Linked DNA regions of Homo sapiens: region 2 is linked to region 1. Evidence: chromatin contacts called from ENCODE Hi-C data. All regions are on one chromosome and are shown on one strand. The core of a region is the stretch at or near the end of the contact, and the rest is flanking DNA. Distances in the headings are between cores, read along the strand shown. Region 1 holds the start of PRKCZ-AS1 (PRKCZ antisense RNA 1). Region 2 holds the start of MMEL1 (membrane metalloendopeptidase like 1).

Region 1 (6,300 bases), core at 1,143-3,642:
CGTCTCTCTTCCCCAAGCCACCAGCCGCACAATGGGGTGGAGCGGCCCCTGAGTCATGGAGGCCTGGGGTCTCTGCGCCTGGCCAAGAGGGCTGCGTGGCAATTTCCACACCTGTGCACCAGGCCTCACTCAGAGGCATGAGGTGGCGCGACCCCCTCTCCCAGGGAGCTCAGAAGACGGCTCTGCCACACCTGACACCTGGCAGCTGGCAGCCCTGCCTCTAGGAAGCCTCAGCTCTGGACAGCTGTGCCTTCACCTGAGGGGTGGGTGGACGGAGAGCGCGGGTGTGTTCCCGGGAGCAGGAGGTCCGCGCCGCTGGGAAGAGTGCCTGTGTTTCTGGGTGTTTGTAGGGTCATCACGTTCAACTTTAAGGCTGGGGTCCGTCACATGCACATCTTTTAGTTTTCCCTAACTCTCAGTGCTGTGTGACAGATAAGAATATCTTCCAAAAATCAAATGCGTCGCACGAGGCATCGTGCAGGCACTGCTTAGTGTGGTCAGAAATGATTTGTGCAGATTTAGTGTTCAGTTTTTTCTCTTTTTTGGTCTACTGTGCTTTGGTGGGCCACGTTTTAGAATCTCTATGATCCAATTTCCCCCATCGGTCCAGTGAGCTGGCTGGCCCAGCTGCCATCTGCTTAAGGTGTCACTTCACCCTAGACCACAGCGGCTGGGACACACTCTGCAGGAAGAACAACAGGAACTTACCGGGGTTTTTAGGAAACAATTCTTGATTGCGGTGTGTCCCCACAGGTACTTCAACTCCCGCCCCCACCTGTGTCCCGCTGGCTCCTAAGCTGCCCCCCTACGTGTGGGTTGCGTCTGAGATGTGGGGCAGGCGCCACTCACGGAAAAAAGGCATCAGAGGAGCTTCCACATCATCGGAACATTTTATTCCTCAGGACGCTACACGCTCACTTTCCTGGCGGAGCAGGTCAGTGCATCGAGTTCTGTTTCCGTGGAAAATGTGCACCTTGGAAACCGCATGACAGCCCCCTCGGCAGGGTCCCCGCGGATCCGCCGCGACGCAGGCACAGCAGCAAGTTCCTCCAGCACGAAGCTGGCCTGCCCGGGCCCAGGTGTGAGGGACTGTTCTGCTCCCAGCAGCGCCCGCTGACGCTTCCCTCTGCGGTCTCGGCGCAAGCGTCTGTCCCTGGCCGCCCTCGGAGCCGTGCCCAGCCTGGCATGCATATGCGGTGGTTAAGGATACAGTTAAAGGGTCAATCACGCGTGTCCACGACAGAGACGCACGCGGCCTCACACCGACTCCTCGGTGGACAGCAATAATGGGTTGATATACTCAAAGCCTTCGAACTCTGACTGGTCGATCCTCTTTATGGCATCCCTGTGGGCAAAGGTGGCAGGGGGGAGGGGGGTGACCGTGTGTTCATTCCCTTGGGGGAAGCGGAGTCACGTTCGCATAAGAATCCTCCCCCAACGCCCACTGGAGAGATGACACCAGGCGGGTGGGACTCAAGGGCAGGCTGGGTCACCAGCTGCCCAAGGTGCCGGCCTGCCATGGGGCTGCCCGAGGGGTGCTCCAGGGACCCGCACCCAGTGGGACTCACTCATCGTCTGGGGTCAGCTGCACGGGCTCGCTGGTGAACTGTGTGTCAAAGTTGTCCAGACCGTAGTCGTCTGTGATCTGTGGCTGGAATGGAGGGAGCGCCTGCTTCTTCTCCAGCTTGGAAAAACAATAGGAGAAGGGTCAGCTCCGCGCGGGCATCATCCCTACCAGATTGAGTGTTTTGCACGCACTTCAATCACAAAATGAAACAGTGAGAAAGTCAGCATTTCAATCTGCCTAGTATTTGACTGCCAAGTGTTTTTTCTTACAACACAAAATCTAGAAAATATCCAAAGTCAGAAAAATTGTTGTCGAGCTGAGAAATGCCAGTGTCGGCCATGCTGGCCACATGTGGGACGGAGCAGGATCCCCAGCCACCCATGCGAGGCCACCCCCTTCCTTGGGGGGGTCCTTGTTCAGAGGGGCACCGACAACTAACTGGCTGAACAAGCCGTCTCATGACGTCTTGGAACCCTGACCATAAAGGTGTAGGACCTGGCCACAGCACCCTGCCTGCGCTGGCACTGCACAGACCCGTCTGTCAGGAGCCTCCTGCCGGCCCATTTCTGCCTATCCAGGCATCGACTTCAGAATCTCAGGTGCTGCTTGGCAGGAAAATGCCCAGCAGGCGGGCCTGGGACTCGGTGATGCGCCTGTGCCGGGGAGGGCAGAACGCTGGTGCCTGGCACAGGTGCCACAACACATACGGGTGAGGACACTGAAAACCCCTCAGTTCCCCCGACTCATGGCCACTTGTCCCAGTGACACAGCCATGCTCTCCCACTCACCCACAATAGGGTCTGAATGTGCCCCCCAGATTCACAGTGAGAAACTCATTCCCCAGAGCAACAGTGTAGAGAGGTGGAACCTGATGGGAGCCCCGCCCTCACAGACAAACTCCTGTAGCTGTCAAGACAGCTTGGGCATGGATTCCTCTCTGCCTTCTGCCATGTGGACACGTGGCCTTCCTCCCCTCTCTCCTCCGGGGAATGCAGTGTTTGGGCGCCATCTTGGAAGCAGAGATCAGGCCTCACCAGACACCAAGCCTGCTGGCACCATGACCCTGGACTCCCAACCTCCACAGCTGGGAAAGAACTCTGCTCCCTAGAAATTACCCAGGCTCGCTCAGGTATTCTGTTACAGCAGCACCAAGAGACATTCACTCGCTTACTCCCTCACTCTCTAACCCACTCCCATTCACCCTCTCACTCCCTCTCTAACCCACTCCCATTCACCCTCTCACTCCCTCGCTAACCCACTCCCATTCACTCATTCACTCACTCACTCTCTAGCCCACTTTTTTTTTGAGATGGAGTCTTGCTCTGTTGCCCAGGCTGGAGTGCAGTGGCGCGATCTCGGCTCACTGCAACCTCTGACTCCGATTCAAGCTATTCTCCTGCCTCAGTCTCCTGAGTAGCCGGGACTACAGGCATGCACCACCATGCCCAGCTAATTTTGTTTTTTGTTTTTGTTTTGAGACTCGCTCTGTCTCCCAGGCTGAAGTGCAGTGGCACGATCTCGGCTCACTGCAAGCTCCACCTCCCAGGTTCACACCATTCTCCCGCCTCAGCCTTCTGAGTAGCTGGGAGTACAGGCGCCCGCCACCACGCCTGGCTAATTTTGTTTTTGTATTTTTAGTAGAGGCAGGGTTTCACCATGTTGACCAGGCTGCTCCCGAACTGCTGACCTCAGATCATCTGCCCTCCTCGGCCTCCCAAAGTGCTGGGATTACAGGCGTGAGCCACCGCGCCCGGCCCTCTTTAGCCCACTCATTCACTCACTCCCTCGCTCTCTAACCCACTCCTGCTCACTCACTCATTCACTGGCTCACTCACTCTCTAACCCACTCTCTCTCATTCCCTTGCTCGTTCTCTAGCCCACCCTCGCACACTCATTCACTGGCCCGCCCCTTAGGTGTGTGCTCCTGTACCAACACTGAAATCCAGCTGTCACAACAGGCACCCACTGACTCCAGCCTCATGGAACCACCATTCACCAGGCTTGAGGGGAGGATGTCACGGCGCGCTGCTCCCTTCGGTGCCAGCCAGGATGGGGCCGGGTGGGTGCAGCTGGTGAAAAGAAATGCAGCCCCCCAGCCCCTGCAGACCAAGCCGAACAGCCCAGCTCGCGGGTGGATCACAGGGCACCCAGCAGCCGCCTTCCCTCCGGAAGAGCCAAGAAGGCTTCCAAGACCAGAAATGCCCCCAGTGTGGCTGTGCCTGTCCCCGGTGCCCCGCCAGCTGGGGGGCAGCATACCCAAACAGATGCACCCTGCCCATGATGGCACCCCAGGGACCCCCATCCTCAGGACCCTCCAGTCGTTCAAGCTGGAATTGGCAGGTTTCTGCCTGTATAGGCATCGGCTTCAGAGTCTCAGGTGCTGCTTGGCAGGAAAATGCAGGGCAGGAGGGGCTGGGCCTCAGCTCGAGGCTCCCAGGTGCAGCCCCCCACTCCACTGCAGGGCCCAGGGGGGCCAAGAACAGCCACAACAACAACAAAAGCCAAACTGGGAACGGAATCGTGGAAAAAACCCTCATAGGCTTTTGGGAACTTACAAAGAAATGCCCACATCCATTCTACTAACATGGCATCTACTAACGTGGCATCTACTAGGATGCCACAAAACAGACAAATCCTTCCACGTAAGGCTGGACACGTGTCAGGGCGGTGTCTCAAAGCTGGGCCACAGGCAGCATCCACGGCCAGGCCACTGGGTGGAGGAGACGGTGCTGGGGAGGAGCCGGAGGGAGGGGCCGGGGCTGTTCCCTTAGGCAGAACGGCTCACCTGTGGTGTGCGCACAGCAGGATTGTGGGGACACAAGATGCCCCCTTCATTCATCAGTTACTTGTATTCTTTGTATGAAACACCTGCCGATAAAATGTGAAAAAGGGGCATTTCCTAAAGTACTTTCCCTACCTTAGTCCTGTGCTGCTTTACAAGGGTTTAATAAGCAGCAGGGGTGGGAACAGAGCAGGACCCAGCTGGAGCTGGCCCAGGGTCCTCCAGCCCCTGGCCCAGCCCGTTCTCTGCTCCGAGGGCTCAAGATTGCCTCAGTTTCCCTGACAGCATCCCCAGGGGCCAGCGTTACCTCCTCCTCTTGCTCAAAAGCCTTCAGTGCCCATCTCTGCAGCTGGCACGTGGGCTCCAGGTCGGGACCCATGGTGCCTGACACCTTTTCCCACCGCCGCCCCCTGCGCCCAACCCATGGACGTCCTGGCCTCTCAGAGCAGTGCGTTTGAATGCACGCTGGCCCCAGGTCGGACGCTGTGGCAGTAACAGGTGTTGCCCCTGTGGCTGCAACCACAGCAGTGACCTGAGATACAACAGGGGGCCCGTTCCGTGTCAATGGGGCTGGGGGCCCAAGGGCTCTAGTTCTGAAGGGACATCTGAGAAATAGCCTGGGGGAGGTGAGGGCTGGAGCCTGGGGAGGGCACAGCTGTGCAAAGGCCCCATAGTGGGTGTGTGCCTTGTGCGCTGGGGGCCACAGAGGGGCCCCATGAGACCCGAGTGAAGGGGCTGAGGGGGAGGAGGCTTTTGGACACAGGACGACCCTGCTGTCCGTAGGGCCAGGCAGGATGCTGGTGGCTTGGTGGAGGTGGCGGGGGTGGGGTGGGGAGAAGCAGCAGGGCTGGGGGGCTGGGCTAGGCCCCGCATGGCAGAGCATGGTCAGGCACAGAATGGACGAGCCCCACGTGCTGGGCAGGGCCTGGAGGCGTCCAAGGGGACAGCACGCCAGGGTCCACTTTGGCCATACTAGCCGGCCACATGGAAACATCCTGGAGCCAGTTCTTGGCAATGATGAGAGGAGGTCCCTGAGACCACCCTGCACTGTTGGGGTGATGACGGTGAGCCCTGCCACCGGATGCAGGGCTGGGCCCAGGAGGTAGTGCCCTGGGGGCAGCATGGGACTCCCAGGCTCCTGGTGCCCAAACCACAGGAAACGCCCAGAGAGCCCTGGGGTGGCAGCACAGCAGCGGTCATCTGAGCATCCCAGTCATCTGTGCGTTTGAGTCATCTGTGGATCTGAGTCGTCCGTGCATCCATGTCATCTGGGTGTCCGTGCATCTGAGTCGTCTGGGGATCTGAGTCATCCGTGCGTCCACGTCGTCCGTGCGTCCAGGTCATCTGTGCGTCCACGTCGTCCATGCATCCACGTCGTCCGTGCGTCCACGTCATCTGTGCGTCCACGTCATCTGTGCGTCCGCGTCGTCTGTGCGTCCGCGTCGTCTGGGTGTCCGTGCATCTGAGTCATCTGTGGATGAGTCATCCGTGTGTCTACGTCGTCCGTGCATCCACATCGTCTGTGCGTCCATGTCGTCTGTGCGTCCACATCGTCTGGGTGTCCACGTCGTCCGGGCGTCTGTGCATCTGAGTTGTCTGTGCATCTGCAGTCAGTCCCCATGCATTTTCATAAACAGGTTGGCCTTAAAGCCCCACCGAGGATCCACCCACTCAAGGCTCCAGCTAGAGGCCCCACGCCTGCCCTGTGCCACGCAGCATGGGGTGGACAGAGGGGTTCGCGGGTGGCCAGGCCAGGGCACTGCTGCCTTCTACACACTCCAGGCTTGAGAATTTTACGGCCACACAGGTTGGCCCTGGGTAGTGGAGCTGGCACCAGCCCAGCTGTGGGGCTTGTCCCTCTCCATGAGGTCACAGCTGTGATCCCCACTTCTGACGGCCTCCACTGCTCCACGTCTCCCATAACCGCCTCCCTCCTGCTCCCACCCGCTGC
Region 2 (6,012 bases), core at 254-2,753, 450 kb before region 1:
GCCAGGCTAGGACCCAAGCCTCCTGCTGTCACCTAGAAGTAGGGAGAACCTGGGAATAAGGGGTCCCAAGTTTGGCAGCCCAGGTCACCAGGTGGCCTTGGGCCAGGCTGGGGGCTGCTGGGCTGGACAGGCCTGGGGTTCGGGAAGGAGGAGCATGCACAGGGCCAGCCTTGGGGAGTCGGTTCAGAGTCCAGGGAGCCCCTGCTGAGAGTAGGCCAGGCCCCTGCATCTGTTTCTCCCTCTGTGGATTTGTACCTTAGAGACAAGAACACTGTGACATCCAGAAAGGGCCTGCTGGCACCAGGGCTGTCGGGCAGGTGGGCTCGGAAAGGCTCTGGCCTCTCCCCATAGCAGGAGCCTCCAGCCAGGCTGGACCCTGGCCCACTCCCAGCTCCCCAGAAAGGGCGGTCCCAGCTTCCTGCTTGGCTGGCCTTGACATTGTTTCCATTTGGGCCAGCAACCCAGGCAGCCTGAGGCCAGACTGCAGCTCCTGGGCTGGTTGCTGGGCGTGATGGCAGGGGGCTGCTAGGACAGCCAGCGGGCCCCAGGGAGAGACTTCCCGGGCTCAGGGTGGTGTCTGGGATCTGATCCCAGCCTGGCTGCAGCTCGAAGCCTTTCTCCTCCCAGGGCCTGGCCAACCTAAAGGGCCATAGACAAAGCTTCCAACAGCACTCAGCGTGGGAGACCTGGCCGGGGCGGCCGTGAGGAGCAGTTTGCCGTGGGACCCCTAGCTCTGTGGCCCAGCCCTGCCCAGATGCCCTGACACATGCCCAAGGCCTGGGCAGGAGGACTCGTTCTGGGGATTCTGAAACAGAAGCTAGAAACCTCATCAGGCCTGGAGAATCAGACAGAGACTGCTCTGCCCAGAACCCCCGTCCGCAAGCAGGGCTGGGTGCAGGGCTCACACTCTGATCACTGCGAACCCTTCAGAAGCCACAGAGCCCTTCTGCCAGCTCCCCGGCCAGGGCTGCCCACCCTCTGTAGCTTGAGGTCTGAACCTCATGAGTTTTCTGTGGGCAGAGGGAAGCAGCCAAACCCAGGCTAGTATCTCTGGGTGGGACCCTCCTGGCAGCCAGCGCCCACCCCCTTCAGGACCACCCCTTCCCCTTGCACCTTGGCAAGATCCCCAGAACCCACCATCCTCCTTGGAGATTGAAGAGAAAGAACACCCAGGGTGGGGCCTTTGTAACCCCCCACCGGGTGGTTAGGGGCAGAGCAGAGGGTGTGGAGTAGGACAAGGGCCTGACCTTCCTCCCAGCAGCCCCTGGGGCCCCTTTGGACTGAAAGGTCAGGAGACAGAAGCAAGGAAGGAGGGCGGCTTGGGAGGCGGGGCCAGAGGCCCTGAGAAGGGCACCCATGAGGCAGGGCAGCCCGGGTGCCAAGAAGCTGCCCTCAGCCCCTCCCCCCATGCCACACCCCCAGTGGAACCTCCTGACTGTGAGCAGGAGTCACCGCCTCCAGGGAGCCCATGCCTGCATCACAAAGGAGGCCCAGAAGCCTTCAGGCAGCCTCAACTCAGCCCCAAGCCACTGCTCTCCCATCCCAGTCCCTGGAAATCCACCCACTTGGCCCAGCTCACCCCAACTCCAACCCACTGGGACCCAGTCTCCAGGGGCCTGACTGTGGGCGGCAGCCACTCCTGAGTGAGCAAAGGTGAGTTGTGCTGAAGGAAGGTACCCGGCCTGCTTTCCTGGGCCTTGAAACCCTCTCCAGGCCCTCTCCTGGGCCTTGAAACCCTCTCCAGGCGCTCAGCCCCTTTCTCAGGAGGCTGGGCAGGGCGTCCTGTGTGCAGTCTCGCCTGTGCCAGGGCAGGCAGCCCCCTCTGGCATACGGTTTATCTTACCCAAAGGACCCGCTGTCCCCCATCTGTAGTAACCTGGAGAGGCCACGAGTGTCCCCAGGGAGCCGCAGTGCCTTCGCCTCAGCAGACACTCCACACCTGCCCCGGGTACTTGGCTCAATTTGAAGGTGTTTATTTTGTGTGTGCCGTGGGGCACATGGAGCCGTCTGTGGATACCTGCAGGACAGAATGAATTCAGGACGCAGGAGCAGATTCATTAATTCTGACCAAAGAAAGAAGTTCGTGGAAGCTGAGCTCAGACTTGTCCAAATGATTGATCCATTCATTCATCATTCATTCATTCATTCACCCAACAGATAATGACCGAGGTCTCTGGGGTGGGGGTGCCAGTCTAGGTGAAGCGGCCCCCACAGAGGGTGCCCCTGCCCGTGGAGCTGACGTTCCCAGGGGGCTGCAGAAGTATCGAGGAGATGTGGAGGTGGAGCTGGGAGTCCCTGGAGAGACACAGAGCAGGGGAGGGGCTGGGGCTCCCCGAGTTGAACCCGAGGCCGAGCCAAGGAAGGCCCCACTGGGAAGGGGAGCTTGGCAGGAATCTGGGAGGCCTGCCTGGGTGGGTGGGGAGGGTGGGGGGAGAAACCTGGTGGGCCTGCCTGAGGGTAAGGGGAGGGCATAGTGAGAGGGGAGGAGGGCCAAAGAGGGTCCTGACATCAGGGCAAGGCCCGGCTCTTCCTCCAAGGGTTTGGCTACCAGGGGCCAGGGAGTGACGGCCTCTGATTCTAGTTACAGGCCCCTGGGCCCCTGTGGTGGGGATCAGTGGGTGAGACAGACCCCTCAGGGGGAGGTGATTGGTGGGGCCTGGAACAGGCAGCGAGTGGCAGGAATGAGAAAGGGTCCGACTGAGATGGGCTTGGAGGCTGAGGACTGGCGCGGGGTGTGGACGCAGGCAAGGGAGGCAGATGGCTCCAAAGTCCAGCTTCAGCCAGTGGCGGGATAGGGGTGTCTAGGGGCACAGCAGAGGGCGTCAAAGGAAGCATCTGAGGGTGTGTGGATGCATGAACGCTGCGGTTCACAGAGCCAGGGACTGAGAGAGGTGGCTGAGGGGACAGGAAGGGAGGAGCGAGGGACCTGGAGGAGAGGAGTGAGGTCCAGGTCCCCGTCCCCGCTCCTCACACAGCCAGAGGTCAGGGATCTCTGGAGGAGTCGCTGAAATGAGCTGGCCCAGCCACCTTTGCAGGGTGTTGCCCAGACAGGCTAAGGGACATCTAGGATCTCCCAGGGAGTCAGGGACAGAACTCAGGCAAAGTCCACAGCAGGGGGGCGGTGGGGTACAGGGGGGCGGAAGCACATTTAGCCCAGGTGCTGGCAGTCTCAGCAGCCAGTCCCTGACCCACCCACAGGCAGGACTGGGCCTGGCTTCCTTTCGCTGCTCCCACATTATCCGCCCTGCCTGGTACAGGGCTAAGCTGGGGCTCAGCACAGCAGGTGTGTGATTGCGTGTGACGACTGAAAGTGCTGGAAGGCCAAAGCACCCAGCCGCTTCCCTAGGACCGGGCAACTTCCCAGCAGGGCTCCGAGTGCCAGCGAGGGATGTGCACATCCATGCATGTGCTCACATATGTGCACACACACACAGACATGCACAGCCACACACCAGAGCACACGCACACACGTGCACACCCACACACACAATCATGCACATGCACATGAGCGCACACGCACAGGTGCACAATCACAGTCACACACGTGCACACACGAGCGTACACGCACACACGTGCATATCCACGCACACAATCATGCACATGCACACACAAGAGCACACGCACACAATGCACAGTCACACACATGCACACACGAGAGTACACGCACACAGGTGCATATCCACGCACATAATCATGCACACGCACACACGAGAGGACACACGTGCACACTCAGGCACACACGTGCATATCCACATAATGCACATGCACACATGAGAGCACACGCACACGTGCACAATCACACAGTCACACACGTGCACACACGAGTGTACACGCACACACGTGCATATCCGCACACATAATCATGCACACGCACACACGCGAGCACAGGCACACACGTGCAGTCACACACATGCACACACGAGGACACACACGTGCACACTCACTCACAGTCACACACATGCACACATGAGCGTAGACAGTGCATATCCACGCAATCATGCACACGCACACACGAGAGCACACGCACACACGTGCACACACACACATGCACACACCAGAGCGCACACACACGTTCACGCTCATGCAGTCATGCACATGCACACACCAGAACATGTGCACACGTGTGTGTACACGATCATACATCAGAACATATGCACACACGCACAGTCATACACATGCACACGCCCAACTACATGCACACACTCATTTGCACACATGTGTACACTCAGGTTCACACTCCCACACATACACGCACACTGGAGCACGCAGACTTGGGAGCCTCCTGAGTCCAGTGTCCTGTGCCCCAACCCTTCCTGCCCAGCTCCCTGTCCTGCCTACAGCAGCAGCCTGTGCCCAGCCGTGTGTGTCTTCAAGTGCTGCCCACTGCCCTGCTGGCTCCAGAAGGTGTCCCCTCCATAGTAACAGGGTCAGGGGACGACCAGAGCTGCACACCAGCCAGGTGGCTGCCAGGGTTGAGACTCAAGCCTGCCTGGCCCTGCAGATCCCTTCCTGGCCCACGTAGTCACCGCCTGTGTGGGTACCTACTGTTCTGGTGTCGCCCATCACTGGCTTCTGGGCTTCAACAGGAAAGGTGGGCTGGGAGCCCAGAAGCCCAAGTGGCCTCCCCGACAGCGTCCCTGACCTAGCGCTCAGGCCCACAGCTCCAAGACAACCAGCATGAGCAGCCCAGGGGGGGGGCTCCACTACAGGAGTCCCTTGACAGCACAGGAGCTGAGCCTCCTGGGTCCAGCTTGCGACCCCAAGCTGGGAGCATCCCAGTCCTAGAACCTCCATGCACTCAGAGATTCCGGCCCAGGGGTAGTGTGGAAAGTCCCGGGACCCAGTCACCCAGGGTTGTGAGCTTGGAGAGGGAGACGGGAAGAGTGTTCCAAAGGCACCCAGCGCCCGCTCCCAGCCAGCATCCGGCCCTTCCAGCCTCGGGCCGGGCTCGGGGAGCTCCACGCCCCTCTCCCCTCTCCCCTGCCCTGGGCCTGCAGGTTCCTCCGCGGTGCTCTCCCGTCCAGAGCCCTGCTGATGGGGAAGTCCGAAGGCCCAGTGGGGATGGTGGAGAGCGCCGGCCGTGCAGGGCAGAAGCGCCCGGGGTTCCTGGAGGGGGGGCTGCTGCTGCTGCTGCTGCTGGTGACCGCTGCCCTGGTGGCCTTGGGTGTCCTCTACGCCGACCGCAGAGGTGAGTGCGGGTGCCCCGCCCCCGCCTGTCCCCGTGCCCGCTCTCCGCGCTCGCCCCGCTGCACCTGCTGCAGGGTCCGCCTGCCCCCAGCCCGAGCCCGCCCGTCAGATGGGGCAGGTGGGTCTGCACTGGGCACCCAGGGGCTCCCGGGGCCGAGCTGCGGACTCAGAGGCGGCGGGAGGGGCACTGACCTGCAGGGAGCCCGCGGTCCCTTCCAGAAAGCTCTGCCCCGGCCCCGACTCCCGCGCGCTGCTTCTGCAGCTCCGCACCCGCCCGCCTCCGCCTCCGCCTCCGCCTCCGCCGGACTCCCGGAGGGTGGGGGGCGCAGACCCGTCGCCCGCCCCTCCGCCCACCCCCTCCCTGCCTGGCCGCGCAGCCCCGGCTGGGGACCACCGGCGTCCGTGTCCCTCCCGCCGCCCGGGCTCACCTGGCTGCCTCACTCCCCCGCTGCCATCCTGCGGAGAGACCTGAGGGTCCTGCCGCCCCCGCCCCGCTCAAGGCCGGGTCAGGTCACGGGACCACGGCGGGAAGGGGCCAGTCTGGGGTCCCACGGAGACAAAGGCGTGGCCAGGGCTGCTCGCTGGAACCTCGGGCTGTCCCGGGAACACTCCCCCCGCCCCCGGCTGTCCCGGGAACACTCCCCCCGCCCCCACGCCGGCCCCTCCCTTGATCTCCCCTCTTGGTTCAGGGGCTCCCAGGCACCCGTAGACCTGGTCACCTTCCAGCCGCCCCTGCCAGCCCCTCCGCAGGCACAGCCCTGGTCCCTCTGAGACCGGGCAGCGCGCACACATCGGGGAGCAATGCTCACCCCCGGGGCAGGTGCG

Evidence for each region. A loop is a pair of places that touch in the nucleus more often than their neighbours do. Pooled maps may share reads with other maps.
Region 2: a pooled map shows a loop between it and region 1 (2.6-fold over the local background). The contact joins the promoter of MMEL1 here to the promoter of PRKCZ-AS1 in region 1. A Hi-C loop is called at or near these places in 7 of 168 maps with a recorded cell type or tissue (B cell, aorta, cardiac septum and 4 more), 10 of 37 single-sample maps with no recorded cell type and 25 of 50 pooled maps.

What each region holds. Positions count from the first base shown.
Region 1 is chr1:2,179,967-2,186,266 of GRCh38, reverse strand. PRKCZ-AS1 (PRKCZ antisense RNA 1) reads left to right here and starts at 2,392. Exons shown (of 2, transcript NR_146290.1): 1 at 2,392-2,696; 2 at 3,526-4,473. PRKCZ (protein kinase C zeta) reads right to left here. Exons shown (of 18, transcript NM_002744.6): 17 at 1,569-1,684; 18 at 872-1,345. The coding sequence ends at 1,258. It also overlaps a transcript of FAAP20 not described here. RefSeq lists an enhancer at 5,440-6,300.
Region 2 is chr1:2,628,507-2,634,518 of GRCh38, reverse strand. It overlaps MMEL1 (membrane metalloendopeptidase like 1), which reads left to right and starts at 1,503. Exons shown (of 24, transcript NM_033467.4): 1 at 1,503-1,653; 2 at 4,998-5,188. The coding sequence starts at 5,035. MMEL1-AS1 (MMEL1 antisense RNA 1) reads right to left here and starts at 5,763. Exons shown (of 3, transcript NR_183343.1): 1 at 5,616-5,763; 2 at 1,844-2,017. RefSeq lists an enhancer at 3,273-3,773 and a silencer at 4,955-5,249.